2 separate regions of the Homo sapiens genome follow, and region 1 is linked to region 2. Evidence: read pairs that join two places in POLR2A ChIA-PET (ENCODE). Cell type or tissue: A673. All regions are shown on one strand. Links, peaks and the distances in the headings refer to the core of each region. The heading gives the core; the rest is flanking DNA.

Region 1 (10,662 bases), core at 3,055-5,554, 110 kb after region 2:
GGCAACAAGCGCAAAACTCCATCTTGGGGGAAAAAAATAAAAGTCACCTGAGCACGGTGGCAGGTGCCTATAGTCCCAGCTACTTGGGAGGCTGAGGTGGGAGGACTGCTTGAGCCCAGGAGTTCAAGGCTGCAGTGAGCTATGACTGTGCCACTGCGCTCCAGCCTGGGCAACAGAGAGAAACCCTGTCTCTTGAAACAGGAGGAAAAAAAAAAAGACTTAAATATAATCATTTTAACAGCCACAATGTTCCCTGCTCTCTTAAGCCTTACCAACTATAAAATATAAGGTTTCAATCAATCCCACCTACTACTACAACCAAAAATCACAATTAAGTTGAAGAAAAACATATTCAGTTCAAATATACGGCGTCTTTTTGAACTTCTAGATTGTTCATAGTGCTATTTTATTATTATATTTGGCCCATCAGCTAACTAAAAGATATATAATACTATACTTATATAAATATATATATAATATGTTCTTCTGGTTTTTAGAGGAATATTAAAAATATTATCAATAATACTAATAATTATTAGCAAGGCAAACTCATTAATAAAGTTTTAGAACAGAGCTATTTTCAAGCACTGAAGTGACATTAGTTGCAGGGTAGAATATATGTGTATATAAACAGTATGTGTGACAGAACACAACACAACACAGTGAACCCAAAAAACAGTGCAAAGCAAGCAGAGTAAACTGAAGATAACCTTTTAAAATATTTCAAATTTTTAGAAATAGCTATTATGATTCCATTTTCATTTCATGACTCACTTTATTCCCATTCCAGTATGGCATGGTTTTTTTAATTTTAAGAGAATCAAAACAATTTTGATATTCCTTGAAGTGTCACTAAACTTGAGGTTCAGAATTAAGTCTTTAAAAAACAAACTTCTAGTGCTGAACCATAACTATGCACCTGGGAATGCTGGGAAACACTAGTTACAGTGAGACCAACCTAGACTGCATCAATCAGAAACTGAGTTGCTTCTTTTTGAGAGAAGACATCAGGAAGACAGGGAGTCTCAAACTATTCCAGACTTGCAAATTGTGGCAATAGCTGCAATACAGTCTTTATGTATACTAGCACGTATCTTTTCAGCTACTAGTACAGATCTTTTCAGCTACTAGTACATATCTTTTCAGCTACTAGTACAGATCTTTTCAGCTACTAGTACAGATCTTTTCAGCTACTAGTACAGATCTTTTCAGCTACAACTGCATATATAGATAGCAATTACTAACACAAGAAGTTTTTAGTCCATAGAAAACACACATGGGTATATGTATGGATATGTGCATATATAATATATACATATAAACATTACAAACATGCATAATCCATGCAGTTTATTTTAGAGTACTTTGCTTTTTAGTGGCTAAAACAGGATCTTACCCATAGAACATGTTAGTTCCTGGCTAAAACGTCATATTTTCAGCAAATGATATATTCTTCAAATCCAAGATGATAATGCATACTGCTATAATGACTTTTAATAGTTTGTCAACTTAATGATTTAGGTTTAAAAAATTAACACTTTTTCATACTGTTGATAAAGCATCTACAAATAAATTATCTTGGAAAAGATACAGAAACATAAAGTTCGAACCCACAAAACACTGATAACAAAGGTTTATTAACACAGTAAAGATTAAAAAATTGTCATCTCAGAATTTTCTATCTGTAGTATTCCTATAGATTCTAAAATTATTTTGAGTTATAATAAAATTAAAATATTTTACCAACTTTGTGAAAATATAAACCAGGTAAGAATGAGAAAAATATAAATATATGTAATTAGATATAATCTACATTTATATATTTATAAACATATAAAATGTGTATATTAAATACGTGTTTAACCTTAACATTGAAGTGCTAAAGAAAGTTTAACATATTTTTATGTTACATGCCAGAGTAGGAGGTAAGAGAGACGGGTATACTGTATTCTGTTTATACAACTAAAGTTAATATTTAAGAATACCAGGCTAGACATTCTCTTCCTTTTTTCTTTTGAATTATATATAAAAATAAGAACAGGTATGTGAGGATTCCTGAACTATACTGTATTCTGAGATGATCAGAAAGCACAAAATACACTTGGGGGGAAGAAGGAATAGTATTACTAGAATTGACATTGTCCTAAAAGAAAACCTAATCTAATTCTCCATTGTTAGAGTTTGTGATTCTGCGTATATACCCAATTTCTATATAATTTTATAACAGTCTTCACATGGGATTCTAAGCTTCTCAAGAACAGGAATAAGAATATTTCACATCATCCCTTATGCCTCCTCACCCCCAAAGAAAACTTCCTGGCACACAGTAGAAAAGGAATGCAAGGAAGTAAGTATGAAGAATCATAAGAGAGCGTGGCATTTTTTTCCTGAAATATAACAATGAAAATTTTTGGCTGGGTGTAGTGGCTCACGCCTGTAATCCCAGCACTTCAGGAGGCTGAGGCAGGCGGATCACGAGGTCAGGAATTAGAGACCAGCCTGGCCAACATGGCGAAACCCCACCTCTACTAAAAACACAAAAATCAGCCAGGTATGGTGGCAGTCGCCTGTAATCCCTGCAGGAGAATCGCTTGAAATCGGGAGGCGGAGGTTGCAGTGAGCTGATATGGTGCCACAGCACTCCAGCCTGGGTGACAAGAGCAAGACTCCTTCTCAAAAAAAAAGAAAAAAAGAAAAGAAAAGAAAATTTTACATTTTTTTCTTGGTCCTAACCATTCGGTTACCAGCTGTAGATCAACTGAATCAAATTTTTCCTATTTTAATTCATAATCATTTCATTATTTGTTCCTTTCAAAATACCCATAACAGGCTGGGCACACTGGTTCATGCCTGTAATCCCAGCACTCTGGGAGGCCGAGGTAGGCGGATCATCTGAGGTCCGGATGAGACCAGCCGGGACAACATGGTGAAAACCCATCGCTACTAAAAATATAAAAATTAGCTGAATGTGGTGGTGGGTGTCTGTAATCCCAGCTACTCGGGAGGCTGAGGCAGGAGAATCGCTTGAACCCGGGCTGCAAAAGTTGCAGTGAGCTGAGATTGCTCCACTGCACTCCAGCCTGGGCAACACAGCGAGACTCAGCCTGAGGGGGGAAAAAAAAAAATATCCGTAACAATTAACGAGGATCTCTCTCTCAAGTGACAGTAATCAAATTATAGCCCAATTTCTCTAAGAGGCTAAGTTTAACCACTCTAATCCCTTAACTTTTTCCCTTTCCCATCAGTTTTTTCTATATCACTTACAACAGTTTAATCACCCAAGCTAGAAGTGATGATTTGAGGGTCTGAAAATGCACAGAGTGTAAAAATGAGCTCTTCTATTCCTTCACTTTATATAGCCCAGGATCTTTTTGTTATTCTATCAACTCTTAAGATACAACTAAATACTTGTTCCTACTATTTTATTCTATGTTTATCAGATAACTTTTTTTTTTAATTTGAAAGTTTTTGTTGCTGTTTTGCCATAACCAACTATTGGTTTTTGGACATACATAATTTTCTGATAGTTCTAATCTTTCTCCTTGGTGTCAGTCACAGAGCTCTAAACTGCTTCTTACGGACATCCCCCCAAAAACCCTCAAAATAGCATCATCTTTTCCAATCAATAAATGAAAATTTTTGAGCCAATGTCGACTGTTTTCTCTCTACATATTCAATTAACATATCCTATTGATTCACTAATCCTTATTAAATCCATCCCTTCCTTTTCATTTCCACTGACCTTGCTCTAGTCTAGGCCCCATCTCATCAAGTACGGACTGTTACAATAATCTTAACTGTTTTCTCCATACCTAGCAGACTTTCATATTTCCAATCTATCTACACTCTACCACTTATACTCTGAAACACATATATACATACCACTGTTTCACAGCCTAAAAACTTTCCCATCAGATATACTCCACAGCTTAGTTTTCAAAATCCTGTGTTACCAGATTCAAAACTATGTCCTTTGATCTTTACTCCAGTAAAAAAAACCTTCTGTTTTCAGCCAAACTGACCAAATAAATGTTTGTTTCATGCATCGTGGAGAGTTTAACCCACGGATTCTTTGTTCATAGTTATTTTCACTATAAAGGAAAAAAAAAGTTTCCTTTTTTTTAATCTAACCTAGCCTTACTTTGCCTTTCAAGACTGACCATGAAGTCTTTTTTGAAGCTTTCATGAAGCTTTCCAACCATCAAAGTTCTTATGACTATTTCTTACCATGATAGATAGTGCTCCACCTATGGCAGGTACTCAATAAATGTCTGATGATTACTTCTTGGGTGACCATTCATTCCAGTTTCCCCAAGGCAGTTCTAATTTAAATCTACTGTTCTGACATCTCATCTGGTTAGTGCTCCATTGACTCTCAAGTAGTGCCCAATCCCTTAACTTATTCTTAATTTTCAGAACCACACAGTATTAGTTGGTTTTCACACTGCTGATAAAGACATCCCTGAGACTGGGCAATTTACAAAAGAGGTTTAATTGGACTTACAGTTCCACAAGGCTGGGGAAACCTCACAATCATGGTGGAAGGCAAGCAGGAGCAAGTCACATCTTACATGGATTGCAGCAGGCAAAGGGAGAATGAGGAAGACACAAAAGCGGAAACCTCTGATAAAACTATCAGATCTTGCGAGAGTTAACTCACCATCTAGAGAACAGTATAGGGGAAAACGCCCCATGAGTCAATTATCTCCCACCAGGTCCCTCCCACAACACGTGGGGCTTATGGGAGTACAATTCAAGATGAGATTTGGGTGGGGACACACAGCCAAACCATATCAAGCACTATTTTTGACTTAGAAAATGTAAATGGAGCAAAGTAACTAGAATACGAAACTTATTACTGCAATACAGTACTAGTTATTTCTGGTCATGTTGACACCATACCATAAGTATCCTTTAAGGCAATGGTTCTTAACCTGTGGTAATTTTGCCCCAAAGGGACACCTGGCAACATCTGGAGACATTTTTGATTGGCCAGGGATGCTGCTGGACATCCTACAACACACAGGATAGCACCCACAACAAAGAGTTATCTGACCCAAATGTCAAGGTTGCAGAATCCTGTTTGGGATTATCCTTACAATAACATTAATAAGATCAAAATGACATTTTTAAACAATGTGAATGTTTTTTAAGAGGAACTAAACAATCTTGAAACCAAAATGATATCTATTATTTCCTTCATAGGTAAATGGCCTAATCTTTAATCATTTAGCTTGATGTGATGTGATGGTTTTCATGCAACATATTATAAGTAGTTGGTATGAAATGGAAAGAGTATCACTGTGGACTCAATAGTTTGGTTTGAATTCAATACTTTGGTTTGAATACTTCAGGGCAGAAGAGGTGGACACAAACCTCAGAGGCTGTTTTCTAGCCAATAAAGGTAGCTATGACTTGTGTTCTCGCCTACATACTATTGCCACACTAACCTCTCCAAAATGCCATTTTGTTAAAAGCATTCCAATATTCAAAAACTCTCCTCCTAGATTTCACAGGCCATTCACAGTATGATCTCCAACCCAATGATTCAGCTTTCTCACTTGTTCCCTAACAAACATCCCTTTAGTTAAGATCTTCACAGGCCTTTTCTCTACCCTACTCAAATGTATCACTCGCTCTTTTCCCTAAACTTGTTGATTCTCACAGACAGCAAAAAATACCTTTCCATGTGTGCCCAAATCCAAAGTCCCGGCTCTCACTTTTAAGCCCATATACACCTTTCTTCTAGAAAATATTACTGGTTTCAGAGAGAACAGAATTCTATGTTCATTCTGTCTCCTAACCAAACTCTAAACACCTTGAAAGCTTATGCTCCACTCAGTAATTTAAACAAATATTTATACAGCAGTTACCACTGGCCAGACATGGCGTTAGACAGAAATGTGAAGATGAATTAAGATATAACTAGATTATTACACCTCACATAAAGGTTGTTAGCCTCTTTCACTCGCAGGCTGCACTACCATCAAGACTTACCGTGCCTGCTCATCAAGTTCCAAACCTCTAGATTCAGGTTTCTAGGATTCATCAGTTTTTTGGGTTTTGCTTCTTAATCCACTCCACCATCAGTCCTAAGTATAACCAATGGCAAATAAGAGTTTCACTGTGACAGGTCAACACAAGATTCATTATCTCCCACTCAGAGGAGAAATGAGCAGGCCCACTCAAAAGATATAAGCATTCAAAGCCTAAAATTACTAAAGTACTCTTTCTGTATCTACTAAATAGGTATTAGCAAAAACACACAATTTAGTCTGATTATCACTATAGAATATAGTACCGATTAGGTATTAAATGCATACTAAAAACCTAACTTGAGAGTACCTATTAAATCCCATTCCTCAAGCTTATTGGAGTCAAGGGTCACTTACAGACTAGCTTGGCCCACTCCTGGTTCTCATTCACACTTTTCAAACAAAATAAGCCTCAAGAGCCACACATAATTGGGTACTTTCTTACTGTCTCACAGAGAGAGGAGCAGAAGCTCCTGAATGGAGTAGGAGAGGGATGTGTGGGGGAGGAGTTTCAGTCTAGTACACTGCAGAAGTGGGAGATGATTTGATTCATCCTCATGAATTATAAACCTGATTTTTAACTAAATACAACTTCCTTTGTCTTATCTTTCCAAATACTTTCAAGAATTTCATATCTGATACCGTGGTACTACATTATATTGCATCTATTATTCTTCATATTTCAAGGAGATAGAATCAATATTTTTTTCTCTAAAGTCTCTAATTTCTATTTTATTCCAGAATGTGAGACCTTTCCCAGATCAAAGTAAACTGTTCTGCAATTTCTGAGCCACTCCTAAAGACCTAGTTTAAAGCCTTCCTCTTAAATAAGCTAGTTTGTCCTAAAGTTGTTCATTTCCTCCATAACTTCGATCCCAAAAGATCTCAGAAGACGTAATTTTGAGTAAATGAAAGAGGTGAAATAAGAACTTATTATTACCAAAGCCTTAAAACCTACATTATTTTACAAATTCATTTTTGCTACTGAAAATTAGCCCAACAGGAGTCACATGCAATGTGCTCTGGGTAGTACAGATAATTACTACAAGGAATAGTGTATTCAGGTAATGCAAACCATTTATATTAAGACACTACTTAATTCTGCTATTTACTGCCCAAATTGCCATTTTAAAAAATAATGTCAAAATTACATGAATTTATATAGTTATAGATATGTTCCTAGCAGAAGGGTAAGGAGGCAGGGGTCTGCGTAAGTGGAAGTAGAAGGCAAGTAGCCTTTTTGGGCTACCAGGGTATCAGCACCAGGTTCCCTGGGCAATCTGGCATAGGAATTTGAATACACGGAGGCCCCAAAGATGGGGACTGAGGAGCAGTAGCAACATCAGTGATCCAGAAGGCTCACAGGATGTGAGCTATACAACTTTGGTGTTCCTTATCTGATATTCCTAAAAACCAAAGTTGTGTTTTTCATGAAAACAGACTACATGATTTATTTAGGTAGATCTGATAAATGTTTTAATAGTTACACTTGTGGAATTTAATTTTTTAAGTGTAAAGTTAAGAACATTCTAAGAAGCATTCTAAATCACTTTCGGTCCTGGGTGCTACCCAGTTCAATAAATGTTTTTTTTGCCCAATTAAATTGTTAAATTTAAAACAAACAAGAATAATAGATCATAAGATCAAATACATATCTTGGGTTCCAATTCTATCAAAAATGTGCTATCATTACAGCACAGTGCTCCACCTATGGCAGTTACTCAATAAATGAAACCATATTTGTTGAAGCCAAAATGTATCCATCTGTGATATATAATCTTACTACTACTAAGTAACAAGGAAAACTACAAGTAAAAAGGCTTCTAATGTATCATGTTATATTATGATCCCCACATGATCACAGAGTAATAAAACTGACTTAAATTTTATCAATAGGATTTTTTAAATTCTAAAAGCAATTCATGTCTTATCAGAAAACTTGGAAATCACAAAAAGTACAAAGAAGTTTAAAACAAAGTGCTTCTGTAATCCTACTAAACAGAGCGATGCCAGTATTTTGGCTAATTTTTAAACTTATTTTAAAAATCACACACTACATCTAGACAGTATTTTCTTCTTTAATTCATCATGGGAAAGTATACATTCAATACTGCCATTATTCAGAATCTGTGAAGTATCTCATCTGTAACTGGCATAAGCGTCATGTAAGAAATCTGGTCTCACTGTTTTACAGTTTTGCCTCATTTTAACCTAACATCACTGATAGATTGATTTCATTTAAATTAATGTCACTGAACTCTTACTACACTGTGGTCCTGTTCAGAAACATAAAGATGAATATGCTACTATCCTTCTGCTTAAACTGCTCACATTCTAGACTACACAGACCAAAGCACAAGGTGGTTGCGTTAAATATACTCTAAAAAAGGGTATATAAACAGTGATAGGTTAACAATGAAGAGGAAGTAAACCAAGTTAAAAATTCAGGAGAATTTCACAAAGGAAAGAAAATCTGCATTGTGCCTGAAGAATAAGTAAAATTTTGGTAAGAGGAGGAAGAGAAAAAAACAGATGAACATCAAAAGCCAAAGGGCATAAATGTTCTTGAAGGTTCTGGCAAAAGCAAGTAAATCTAGGAAAAAAGTAAATTAGCGCTGGACTGCTGAGGACTTTTAAATACCCTGCTAACTCATTTTTATTCACCAGGCAAGATAATGACTTCTAATGGTTTTCAAAATTCAAACCTACCCTCAAGAGGAAAACAACTGGCCATTACTGAGGATATTCAGAGAAATGTGCCACAGACTTAAAGGGAAAACATTCATGATGCTTCCGCTGCTAAATATCTCCTCACACTTAAGCTTAGCACTCTGTCTTAAAGGTATCTTCTTTTTTTTTTTTTTTTTGAGACAGAGTCTTGCTCTGTCGCCCAGGCTGGAGTATAATGGCGTGATCTCAGCTCACTGCAACCTCTGCCTCCCGGATTCAAGCAATTCTCCTCCCTCAGCCTCCCAAGTAGCTGGGATTACAGGCGCCCACCACCATGCCCAGCTAATATTTTTGTATTTTTAGCAGAGACAGGGTTTCACCATGTTGACCAGGCTAGTTCTGAACTCCTGACCTCAAGTGATCTGTCTGCCTTGGCCTCTCAAAGTGTTAGGATTACAGGCATGAGCCACCATGCCCAGCCTGTCTTGAAGGTTTCTTATGCTCCCACATAGAGTGCAACAGAATTAAAAGAACACTCAGAATTCACCCAATTCAACTTTTTTACTTCTTTGTAACATCGCCTGCCACAGGAGCATTCAGCAGTCTTTTGAAGGTTATTTCCAACAATTTTTTTAGGGTAGTGCATATCATCCAAAAACAGCTCTATTAAAAAATTCTTCCTTCTACTAAAACAAAATTTGCCTGCCTCTAATTTACACCTATTAGTCTAGCGATGAACAGTTAGTTATATAAGTAATAATCCTTATTAGAGTCCTTCAAATACTCAAAAAGTTCTCTTCCCCAAGCTAAATATCTATAGGCTAAATAAATCAAGATCAATCGTACTTCATCAGACTTGACTTTTAGGTTTGGTGTCAATCTCAATTTCACTTTATTAGCTATGCGACTTTGGGTTTAGTTTCTTTTGCTGTAAAATGGGGATAAAATGACACATTCTACCACATGGATGTACTGTGAAAACATAATGCTAAATGAAATAAGCCAGACACAAAAAGACAAGTATTGTATGATTCTACTTACACAAGCTACCTAGAGTGGTCAAATTCATAGACAGAGAAGCAGAATGGTAGTTGCCAGGGGCTGGCGTCCATGGAAACAGGGAAACTGTTTAATGGGTACACAGTTTCAATTGAGGAAGATGAAAGGTCTAGAGATGGATGGTGGCGATGATTGCACAACATTGTGAATGTACTTAATGCCACTGAACTGTAAACTTAAAAATTATTAACATGGTAAATTTTGTTATATTTTACAATAAAAATAATAATAATTACAACTCCAAATTGTACACATTAAATGATTTAACATGTGTAAAGGAGCTGAGCACGATGGCTCACGCCTATAATCCCAACACTTTGGGAGGGTGAAGCAGGTGGATCACTTGAGCCCAGGAGTTCGAGACCAGCCTGGGCAACATAGTGAGACCCTATCTCTACAAAACATAAAAAATAAATTAGCCAGGCATGGTGTCACGCGCCTGTGGTCCTGGCTACTCAAGAGGCTGAGGTAAGACAATCACTTGAGCCAGGGGTGGGGGAGGGGGGGTGGTACTGAAGCTGCAGTGAGCTGTAGATTATACCCCCACCCCTGGTCCACAGAAAAATTGTCTTCCACGAAACCGGTCCCTGATGCCAAAAAGGTTGCGGACTGCTGTCTTGCAAAATGCTTGGCATATAAAAACATGGGCACACCACAGTGACTGCAATATACTTTTATCAACCATGAGGCTCTGCTTGGCCAAGTTCTATTTTTTAAGAACTTGCATTATCATGTCTCTCAATGTTCCCAACACTGTGCTGCACACAGGTACTCTAAGTATTTGTTCCATTAAAGAAAAAAAATTAAAGCCATTTTAGAATGACTGGAAAACCACTGCTAACAATGGAATAGAGGGCAAGGCACAGTGGCTCATGCCTGTAATTCTAGCACTTTGGGA
Region 2 (10,662 bases), core at 5,229-7,728:
CCATGTTGGAAACAGAGAGTGGATACAAAGTGGCAGGGACAGGCCAGGCACAGTGGCTCACACCTGCAGTCCCAGCACTTTGGGAGGTTGAGGTCAGGAGTTCCAGACCAGCCTGAGCAACATGGTGAAACATGTTGAAACATGGTGAAACCTTGTCTCTACTATAAATACAAATATTAGCCAGGCGTGGTGGCAGGCACCTGTAATCCCAGCTACTCAGGACGCTGAGGCAGGAGAATCACCTGAACCCGGGAGGTGGAGGTTGAAGTGAGCCAAGATCGAGATCCCACCACTGCACTCCAACCTGGGTGACAGAGCGAGACTCCGTGTCAAAAAAAAACAAAAAACAAACAAAAAACAAAGTTGCAGGGACAGGAAACAAGCTATGGAAAAGTGGGTAGTAGGGCAAATTATTTAGGGCTTCTATTGCATGAAAAGCACTTGGACCTTAATTTTGCTGACAGCAGAAAGTTAGCTAAGCTTTCTGTGCAGGGAAGTGACATCTCCAGATTTAAGACTCAGAAAGGCAGGTCCAGAAGCCCTGGACAAATGGATACAGATGAATAAAGGCCAGCCAGGGAGTCAAACTAGGAGGCTATGATGATAATGCCAGTGGAAAATAGTGGCAGCTTATATGAGAGAAGAAATAGAAGTTGAGAGAAGGTACATTTGTGGAGAAGGAGAGAGATAATTCAAGAAAAAATTAGGCTTTAATTTGGAAAACTGGATGAATGGGCATGACATTAACTGAGATAGAGAACACATAGGCAAAGTGCCATGTTTGAGACTCGGGTTTTAGATGGTTGAGTGTAAGGTGTTTGTGATGCCCTCTTGGAGTCTAATATGCAAGTGAACTGCAATTCTGAGGCCTGGTGGAAAGAACTAGGAACAGAGGGAAATTAGCAGCCATGGCTTGTGGTAGTTTGCAAGAGCTGAAAGTGCACATTTCTTCCTAACTCCTCCTTCAGTGCCTTAAGTTGGCTGCTTAAAATCAGCAATTATGTAAATATTTGCAAAACAATTGACAAATGCTTCAAATCAGGGCTTTTCTCAAGAGAGCTAGCTGGTTGTTAAGTATTTCTCTGTCTCCCACTCTATAGGCCTGTCTTCACGCAGGTTTGAAGTTAGAATTTATAATAGTAGCGTGGCCTAGGTGTACCCAGCCTAAGAAATTGACACAACATGTGATCTCAGGATGGTGAAATCCTAGGGTACCCAACAGAAGTAAAGCAGAGCCTGTCTGGAGGGACATACCCTAAACCCAGGCCTCAGAGTTCTCATCAACAGTCACAAACATGAGAAGATAACTACCCATGAGGAAACATCCAAACAGCTTGATTAGATTTCAAGAGCCTCAGTAAATAGATGTTTTGGCTAGAGGCCAAAATATAGAAAGGAAATACATAATTAAAGACAGAAAATAAAACATTAAAAGGTAAAAAATATTGCTCCCAGAAGACCAGGCTGATTTGAAAAATAATTTTTTAAAAGATAGAACACTTCCAGAAATGAAAAGTTTAATATTGAAACGAAAATCTCAGTCACAGGTTAAATAGCAGGCTAAACATGGCTAAGGAGAGAATTTGCAAACTGAAAAATAGATTTGAGGCATTACCCAGAAGGCAGTATGGAGATGAGGTAATAAAAATATGATAAATTATGAGGGATGGAGGATAGAATGAAAAACCTCTACACACATCTAATAGGCATTCCAGGAGGAAAGAATGTACAAAATGTAATCATTTAAAATATAATTGTTGAGAATTTTCTTGACTCAAAGAAAGACATGTATCCAGATTCAGGAAGCATAATGAGTCCTGAGAAGGGTAAGTAGAAATAAATTCAGGCCAGGTGTGGTGGCTCACATCTGTAATCCCAGCACTTTGGGAGGCCAAGATGGGTGGATTACTTGAGGTCAGGAGTTTGAGACTAGCCTGGGCCAACATGGTCAAACCCTGTCTCTACTAAAAACACAAAAATTAACTGGGCGTGATGGCGAGTGCCTGTAATTCCAGCTACTCAGGAGGCTGAGGCAGAAGAATTGCTTAAACCCCGGAGGTGGAGGTTGCAGTGAGCCAAGATCAGGCCACTGCACTCCAGCCTGGATGACAGAGCAAGACTGAAGAAAAAAAAAAAGAGAGAGAGAGAGAAAGAGAAGAAGGAAGGAAGGAAGGAAGGAATTTATACCTAGCTATATCGTAGTGAAAATTTTTAAAAAGATAAAGAAAATACCTTAGTTACACAAATTACATAATTTTGGGCTTTACTTTTCTCATTCCTAAGATAAAATTAAGTGGGATCATATCTAAAGTTACTCATTTAATAGATATCCAAATGATTATCAGGTACAAAGTATGCTACAATGAGAAAGACAGTTTCGGTAAAAGCAGGGCCTTGTGTATCTGCCACACACTTTTCTTTGTACTCGTTCTACACTTTTTCACAACTCCTTGTGTGTCCCTTTTCTTTAGTCAGATCCTTAAATGTTCCAAAGACTCAGTCATGGGCTCATTTTTCTTCTCACCCTGCACATTCTTAGGTGATTTTTTCCTTTTTTTGAGACAGGGCCTCGCTTTGTCACCCCAGCTGAAGTGCAATGGTGCAATCTCAGCTCACTGCAGCCTCAACCTCCTGGGCTCAAGTGATCCTCCCATTTCAGCCTCCTAAGTAGCTGTAACCATAGGCATGCATCTAATTTTCATATTTTTTGTAGAGATGGGGTTTTGCCATGTTGCCCAGGCTGGTCCCGGGCTCAAGCAATCTGCCCACCTTGGCCTCCCAAAGTGCTAGGATTACAGGTGTGAGCCACCGTGTCCAACCTCAAAAATGATCTCATTAACTTCCAAATCTCTATTGCTAGCCCCAAATCTCATCTGACTGCTAAATCAACCAGATACTGCGAACACATCATAAGGTAGAATTCATGATCTCCATCCCACCCTGTCTCCTTTCTACCTTAGCTGCCAACACCAGTCTCTTGCTGTTGCATATGTATCTCTTTGCTGGGGGATATATCCACTCCTTTTCTTCATCTGGAAATATCCAGTTTATCCCTCGAAATATACTTCACATCTCACTTCCTCTGTGAGCCCCTTCAACTCCCCTTTGGTTTCTCTGTTAGTGTTCAGTGCTATCTTCCTTGGTTTTCCAGACAACCTGTAAATATTTTTTTGAAATCTACCTTTTCCAACAGACTACAGGTATGTTAGTAGCAGGAGCTGTGCCCCTATTGTTTTATGTCTTAGCATTGCCTTTGCATTGTGCCTATCCTGAAATAGGTCCACTTTGAATATAATTAAATGAACGAATGGATTAATGAATGAAAGCATCTTATCCAACCAACACAGAGGAAATCAAGAGTGTGGCTTTAGTATTACATCGTCACCTGATGATCACATTTGGTTCTGTTCAGTTGGCTCCTGTTCATGGTCTGGTATTGAGAACAGAGATATTGCTAGGAGCACACTAGCTGTTTTTCATGCTGCCTTTTTTTCAACAGCAGGGTGTTGCCAATCATTGTCATATAAAGCATTCTCAACAGCTCTGCTCCAAATGACCCAATGTGAAACTGTCTGGGCTGTGGGTTGGAATATTAAATGACATTGTGTTTCTGCAGCTAACTGAGCTGCCTGAGTCACAGCTGCAGTAAAAACGTTTTAACAAAATTAAAATCTCCGTGGGGGCAGGGGAAAGCAGAGAATAAAGAAGGTTGGCTAGAATGCTGAGATGAGAGCAGCAGCAAAACAGGAGACATTGGTATTGCCTGATTTCTAGATTTAATTGCAATAGGCAAGTAGATATTTTAGACTGAGAGGTCTGTAATTGTGATTTAAAATAGCCTTAACAGTCTAAAATTTGCTCCCCTTTGAATAAAAAAAAGATAAAAATTTGGGGGAAAATACATACACTAAATAAAAAGAGGCCATGGGGCAAAGAAATAAGAGCTAGCTCTTGTGAGAGCAAATTGAAATAGATCAATTACTTCTTGTCACTTCCTATTTCCAAGCTAATGAATTATGTTTTAAAAGCCTGGCTCTGTGCAGTGCTGAGTTTGACATGAAGAAGGAAATTCCTGATGTGTATCTCACGCAAATGGAAAATGACTGGGATGATAAAGTACTGGTGCTTCTTTAGGGAATCAACATAAATAATTCTTGATACTATAGAAAAACTAGAACTTGAAAAATCTTTCTGATAAATTAGAACCCTGAAGAACACACTGTATTTTATTTTCATTCAAAGGAGTGTTTTCATATGTCACCTTCAGCAAAGGGTAGAAAGAGGGCTCTAAACACCCTAAAACATGATGTAGTTTCTTTAGTTTTCTCCATGTGGAAAGGGAGAAATAGCTTGTTGTCCTACTGTGTTCCAGGCCCTGAGGATACAAAGATGAGTGAGGTTAGATCTCTGCCCTTGAGCAACTCACAGACAAACATAAAAGGATGCAACAGAGCCCAATGTGAGGGCAACAACCAGTATCAAAGATCCCAAAGGCAAGTAGAACAGCCAGGCTCCAGGACGGATTAGGGCCAGGCACTGAAGGTCAGGATTCCTCATGTCTCTCTGGTTCTCTTTTTCTAATTCTTTGCATACCTGAGCTTCTCTCTCTCTTTGCCCATCTCCTTCTCTCTCCCCCCTCTCCTCTACTCCATTCACTTATTCATCCATTCATTCACTTAACCCTCTTCACAGTGCATCTACTTTGGGATAGGCACCATGCAAAGCAATAGGGGAGGTGAGGGGAATATCATTCAGGACATAAGCATGGGTAAAGACTTCATAACTAAAACACCAAAAGCAACTGCTACAAAAGCCAAAATTGACAAATGGGATCTAATTAAACTAAAGAGCTTCTGCACAGGAAAAGAAACCATCATCAGAGTGAACAGGCAACCTACAGAATGGGAAAAAATTTTTGCAATCTATCCATCTGACAAAGGGCTAATATCCAGAATCTACAAGAGAGTTAAACAAATTTACAAGAAAAAAAAACAACCCCATCAGAAAGCGGGCAAAGGATATGAACAGACACTTCTCAAACGAAGACATTTATGCAGCCAACAAATATATGTAAAAAGCTCATCTTCACTGGTCATTACAAAAATGAAAATAAAAAACACAATGAGATACCATCTCATGCCAGTTAGAATGGCAATTATTAAAAAGTCAAGAAACAACAGATGCTGGAGAGGCTGTGGAAAAATAGGAACGCTTTTACACTGTTGGTGGGAGTGTAAATTAGTTCAACCATTGTGGAAGACAGTGTGGCAATTCCTCAAGGATCTAGAACCAGAGTTACTGTTTGACCCAGCATCACATTACTGGGTATATGCCCAAAGAATTATAAATCGTTCTATTATGAAGACACATACACACGTATGTTTATTGCAGCACTATTTACAATAGCAAAGACTTGGAACCAGTCCAAATGCCCATCAATGATAGACTGGATAAAGAAAATGTGGCACACATATACCATGGAATACTAAGCAACTGTAAAAAAGGATGAGTTCATGTCCTTTGCAGGGACATGGATGAAGCTGGAAATCATCATTCTCAGCAAACTAACACAGGAACAGAAAATCAAACACCGCATGTTCTCACTCATAAATGGGAGTTGAACAATGAGAACACATGGACACAGGGAGGGGAACATCACACACTGGGGCCTGTCGGGGGTGGGGGCCAAGGAGATGGAGAGCATTAGGACAAATTCCTAATGCATGCAGGGCTTAAAACCTAGATGATGGGTTGATAGATGTGGCAAACCACCATGTATACCTATGTAACAAACCTGCACATTCTGCACATGTATCCCAGAACTTAAAGTAAAATTTTTTTTTTTTTAAAAAGAGACATTTCCAGGCAAGCTGGCACAGTGGCTCATGCCTATAATCACAGCACTTTGGGAGGCTGAGGCAGGTGGATCACTTGAGTATAGGAACTTGACATCAGCCTAGCCAATATGGTGAAACCCTGTCTCCACTAAAAATACAAAAATTAGCTGGACATGGTGACGTGCTCCTGTAATCCCAGCTACTCGGGAGGCTGAGGCAGGAGAATCACTTGAACCTGGGAGGTGCACGTTGCAGTGAGCTGAGATCGCGCCACTGCATTCCAGCCTGGGCAACAGAGCAAAACTCTGTAAAAAAAAAAAAAAAAAAAAAAGATGTTTCCAGGCAGAGGAACAGCACCTGGGAAGACACAGACTCATGGAAGGTCTGCTGTGTTTTGGCATGAGGGGGCTGGAGTCCTGGAGTCCTGGAGAGGTTGGGAGGAGTGGGAGATGAGAGAGATAAGCAGGGGTAAGCAGATTGGTCGTATTAATTCTGTAGGCTGTGGAGGATGAGTTTATAGGCAAAAAGAGTTACAGCTTTAAAGAAGCTCTCTCTGGCAGCAACCTGGAAGCCAGCCTAGATCCATGACTCTTGACTTTTTCCCACCACGACATCCATGGTGACATCCTCCCATTTTCCTGTGTGTATCTAATATTAGGGCTTTCATCCTAAAGAAAGCATATTGGAATGCAAGAGAGAGCATGACTTCAATCCACTCCCTCCAAGTTATTTTAAACTAAATTCATCACAAACATTTGTACTTTCATTATTACCAAATTATATGCAATGCATCACTTAATTGATTTTGAAAGAGTCACAGTGCTGTGGTGGGGAACTGGGAGAGTAAGCATGGTCATCTGTGCTCCACAGACCCCCTGGGAGTTCACGGGAAGTGTCTTGGGGATTCTGGGGGGAGCTAAAAAGACAGAGCTCTGACCCCACCCTCCACTGCACACACACTTCAACCGGAGCAGCTGCACTTTAATTATTGTAGGTTTTTCACCAAGATTTTGTTGCAATAATGTGTTCCACTGTTTTTTTTTTCAATCTTTTCTAGCAATAGATTAAAAGACAGGAGAGACTGAAGGCAGATAAACCAAATAGGAGATAATTTTAAGAGTCTGGGTGACAAATAATAAAATCAGTTCCACTAAATCTAGTTGAATGGATGAATTATAGCTCATAAACCAATAGGAATCATATGCAAGCTACAGTATAAGGTATTTCCATAATATGTAATAGGAAATGACATCAGTAATTTATTTTGGCATGAGATGAGGGTACAAATGAATAAATAAAATATATTATCACAGTGCTTCTCAAACTTTCATGTGTATAGACATCACACAGGTATCCCGTCAAAAAGTAGATTCTGATTCACAGGGCCTGGAGGGCTGAGAGTCTACTTTTCTAACACGTTCCCAGAAGACTTCGATGTTACAGGTCCATGGACCACACTTTGAGTAGCAAGATATTAGAAACTCCTAAAATAATTTAAAGATTTAAAAGCTATCCCTAGCCCATGAAAGAATGTGGGCTTTGTAATCAGAGGCCTTTGTTTTTAAGGCCAGGATTCATCGTTTACAAGTTCTAGCTGACGTCTCAGCCTGTGTCCTCAGCTATAACTGGATGAGCTCTTGTGTGGATTAAGATAATGCATCTAAAGGGATTAGCACCACACTTAGCTTATAGAAATATTTAGTAAATCTAACTACCAATTTTATAAAAGAGTCATTTACAAATTGCCTGTATCAGAATCCCTGTGGTGCTAGTTTAAAATGCAGATACCTGGACCCATCATTGAGTCTACTGAATCAGAATCTCTGAAGGAGGACTAGCATTTTTAACAAACTCTTGGTACTCTAGAGCTGAAGGAAGGGGCCCTGCTGGAAGCCATGTGCACACATGGCTGGATGTGGTCAGAACCATTTCCAAAGAGACACACTTAGCATGTAGAGCTAAGTGGGAGTATGGTTGGAAGGCTGGGGTGCAGACAGGAAGGGTGCACATTTCCACTGGGCTACAGAGATTTAGAATGACTGCAGTGTTAGAACTGAAGGAGAAATCTATGCTCTGCTTCACCATATTCCTTGTCAGCTAAGAAGCTCATGTCCCAGGACAAAAAAAAAATTGTCATCTTGCACCCCCTTCCTTGCCCAACTTTCTTTTATTTTTTATTTATTTTTTTATTTGTTTGTTTATTTATTTATTTATTTTTGAGATGGGGTCTCATTCTGTCGCCCAGACTGGAGTGCAGTGATGCAATCTTAGCTCACTGCAACCTCCGCCTCCGGAGCTCAAATCAATCCTCCCACCTCAGCCTCCAGATTAGCTGGGACTACAGCTGCGTGCCACCATACCCAGCTAATTTTTGTAGAGACAGGGTTTCACCATGTTGCCTAGGCTGGTCTTGAACTCCTGGGCTAAGGGATCTGCCCATCTCGGTCTCCCAAAGTGTTGGGATTACAAGTGTCAGTGACCCTGCTTGGCCCCCTTACCCCATTTTCACACAAGCTTTCCTGCCAAGATAAGTCAAGAGAAACTGCATTTTTTTTTTTCAAGCTAACTGTAGGCAAAATTGACCCTACTTATCCAAATAGGCCCAAGTTATTTCTGAGGCCTTTGCACTTTTTTTTTTCTCCCTTTATCCCACTTCTTAGCCCTACCCTCTCTTCTAACTCCCTGGCACCTTGTACCACCTCATTTTTCTAAATCCCAACTAAGTGTGTTCTCCCTTATCTACATCTCATGCCTCCCTTCTACCTAGTACAGGATGGAAGGACAGGCAGAAGCAGTTGGTGGGGGGCGGGGGGTGGACATGCTTTAAGGCAAACAGAGCCAAAGTCCCATCTGGAAGGAATTCCACCCCACTCTGTAACACTGTTGAGGAGAACCAAAGCCGGCACTACCTACAGACGAAGGCAGGACTTTACCTAGAAAACAGGCTGAACCCACTCCAACTCATGGTTCCATGATGAGTGAGATCCCCAGAGTTCCAGAGGATAACTTAGAAAACTTTGGCCTAGAAAAAGGCAGATGTTACGAGTTGTCTACCACAGCCATAGAAAAATCTCAAAAGTGGTCTGAAAGAAGATCTGTCTTCAGCAGTTGAACTTTGTGAACCTACCAGGGCCCCATATTCATTTTTTAAAAATCCTTTGCACCTATTCATATTAGGCAGTCAGTCCACAAATTATTTACTGAATATTTATCATGTGGCATCATCCTAGATTCTGAGAATACTAGTATGTAGATTGCATTACGTTTTTAAAAATAAGCTAACTTTAAGTGATTCTATAATCATATGCTATGAGGAAGAGAATATTTGGATAACCTGGCTGGGCATGGGTGGGGGTGGTTAGGAGAGCCCTGTCTCTGAAGGCAGCATTTGAGTTGGGACCTACCTAAGAGGAAGGTGGTAGCCATGTGAACTTCCAGGGGAAGGGCATTCCAAGCAGAAAGAAAACAATTGCAAAGACCTTGAAATGGGAAGAAGCTTGGCAAGTTTCAGGGACAGAATGAAGGCATCCAATACGTGTTTGTATTGAATGTGTGTATATTGAGTATCTCATAACACACATGACTGGGAGCGAGCCTCGGCAGAACTTGAACCATGGCATTAGTGCATTATCAATTACTTTCTTTTAATTCCGTGAGTATTTAGAATTGTCTCTTCCCCTCTCCCTCCCCCCACCCACCACACCCCAGTGGTAGGCACTGGACTAAATGTAGAAGATAAGAGATGCATCCTAAAGTGCCTGCCTTGAGCAGCTCCTAACTGGTGGTGGAGACAGATCCCTAAGGACACAGTTAAGGCAACTTTTTAAGTGAGTGACGGCCCTGGAGTGGGGATGTCACCAGGGCCTGTGGAAGCTTTCTTTCATTAGAGGAAGAAAGGCTAACTCCTCCAGGAGAAGGACAGAGAGCTTTTACATAAGAGGTGACCTTTGAGTTGAGCCTTTTAAGATGAATAGGATTTAACAAGATTAATTGTTCCTGGCAATACCTCAGACTAGATATTCTGAAAAATTCTCCAGCTACAAAACACCAAAACTGCTGAATTAAATACAATAAATAGTCTTTGAAAACCAGGAATGTAGCATCTGCCAATACTAGGAACCCAGAACCCTGGAGAGAGGCTGCGATGGGGGTAAGCAAAGACAGGGCACAAGAGACAGAACCCAGGGCATACACAGGTGGGGAGTAGGAAGTGGGACTGCCCACATAAAGCCAGAGCCTTGAAGGGCCACAGCCTCCTCACAAAGGTAGGAGAGGAAAAAGTATCTGTGCCTTAGCGAAGGCAAAGCACATAAAAATGTATCTTGTTCATCTCAGCCTAGGTGCTAGGGAAGAAAAAGAGAAAACAGAAATGTCTCCTGAGAGAATTAGTAATGACAGCCAGCCCAACTGTCACCCAGACTGGGGTTTGACTACACCAGTAACTCCATTTACATCCCAAAATTCCCAATGGCTCAAGAATGTACAGCACCATGTACTTGAGGAAGATGGGGCAAAGGATAGGCCAACATCAGGAGGTTTGTTAACGATGCACTTTGTTAGGTCCACCCTTAAGGTTTGTGGATTTCTCAGTATGTAAGTTATATCTCAATAAAACCTGTTTTCAAAGGAGGAGAAGAGGTTCAAGTGTGGGAGTAGGGGGAGAGGAGTAAAAGAAGAAGTAGAGGTTGTTAAATGTCCAGTTCTACACTCCAGTTTATGTGTCTGTACAACTTCCCTGTTATGGACTGAATGTTTATGTTCCCCCAAAATTCATATGTTAAAATCTTAACACCAATATGATAGTATTACAAGGTAGGGCTTTTGA

What was found. ChIA-PET counts read pairs that join two places held together with the same protein. Peaks named below come from ENCODE experiments on the same cell type or tissue, not always from the same donor. Only the 100,000 strongest peaks of a DNase experiment are listed, where the experiment ranks them.
Region 1: POLR2A ChIA-PET joins it to region 2 with 12 read pairs; 5 of 35 experiments call an interaction of 5 or more read pairs at or near these places.

Annotation. Positions count from the first base shown.
Region 1 is chr4:48,346,930-48,357,591 of GRCh38, reverse strand. The region is part of intron 1 of SLAIN2 (SLAIN motif family member 2); the gene reads right to left. Among named protein-coding and RNA genes, the nearest start is that of SLAIN2, 11 kb to the right of the region's middle. In A673, for the core only: no CTCF peak of the experiment used is centred there; no DNase peak of the experiment used is centred there.
Region 2 is chr4:48,463,702-48,474,363 of GRCh38, reverse strand. No RefSeq gene overlaps it. Among named protein-coding and RNA genes, the nearest start is that of SLC10A4, 14 kb to the left of the region's middle. In A673, for the core only: no CTCF peak of the experiment used is centred there; a DNase peak (open chromatin) is centred at 6,713; H3K27ac peaks cover 472 bases.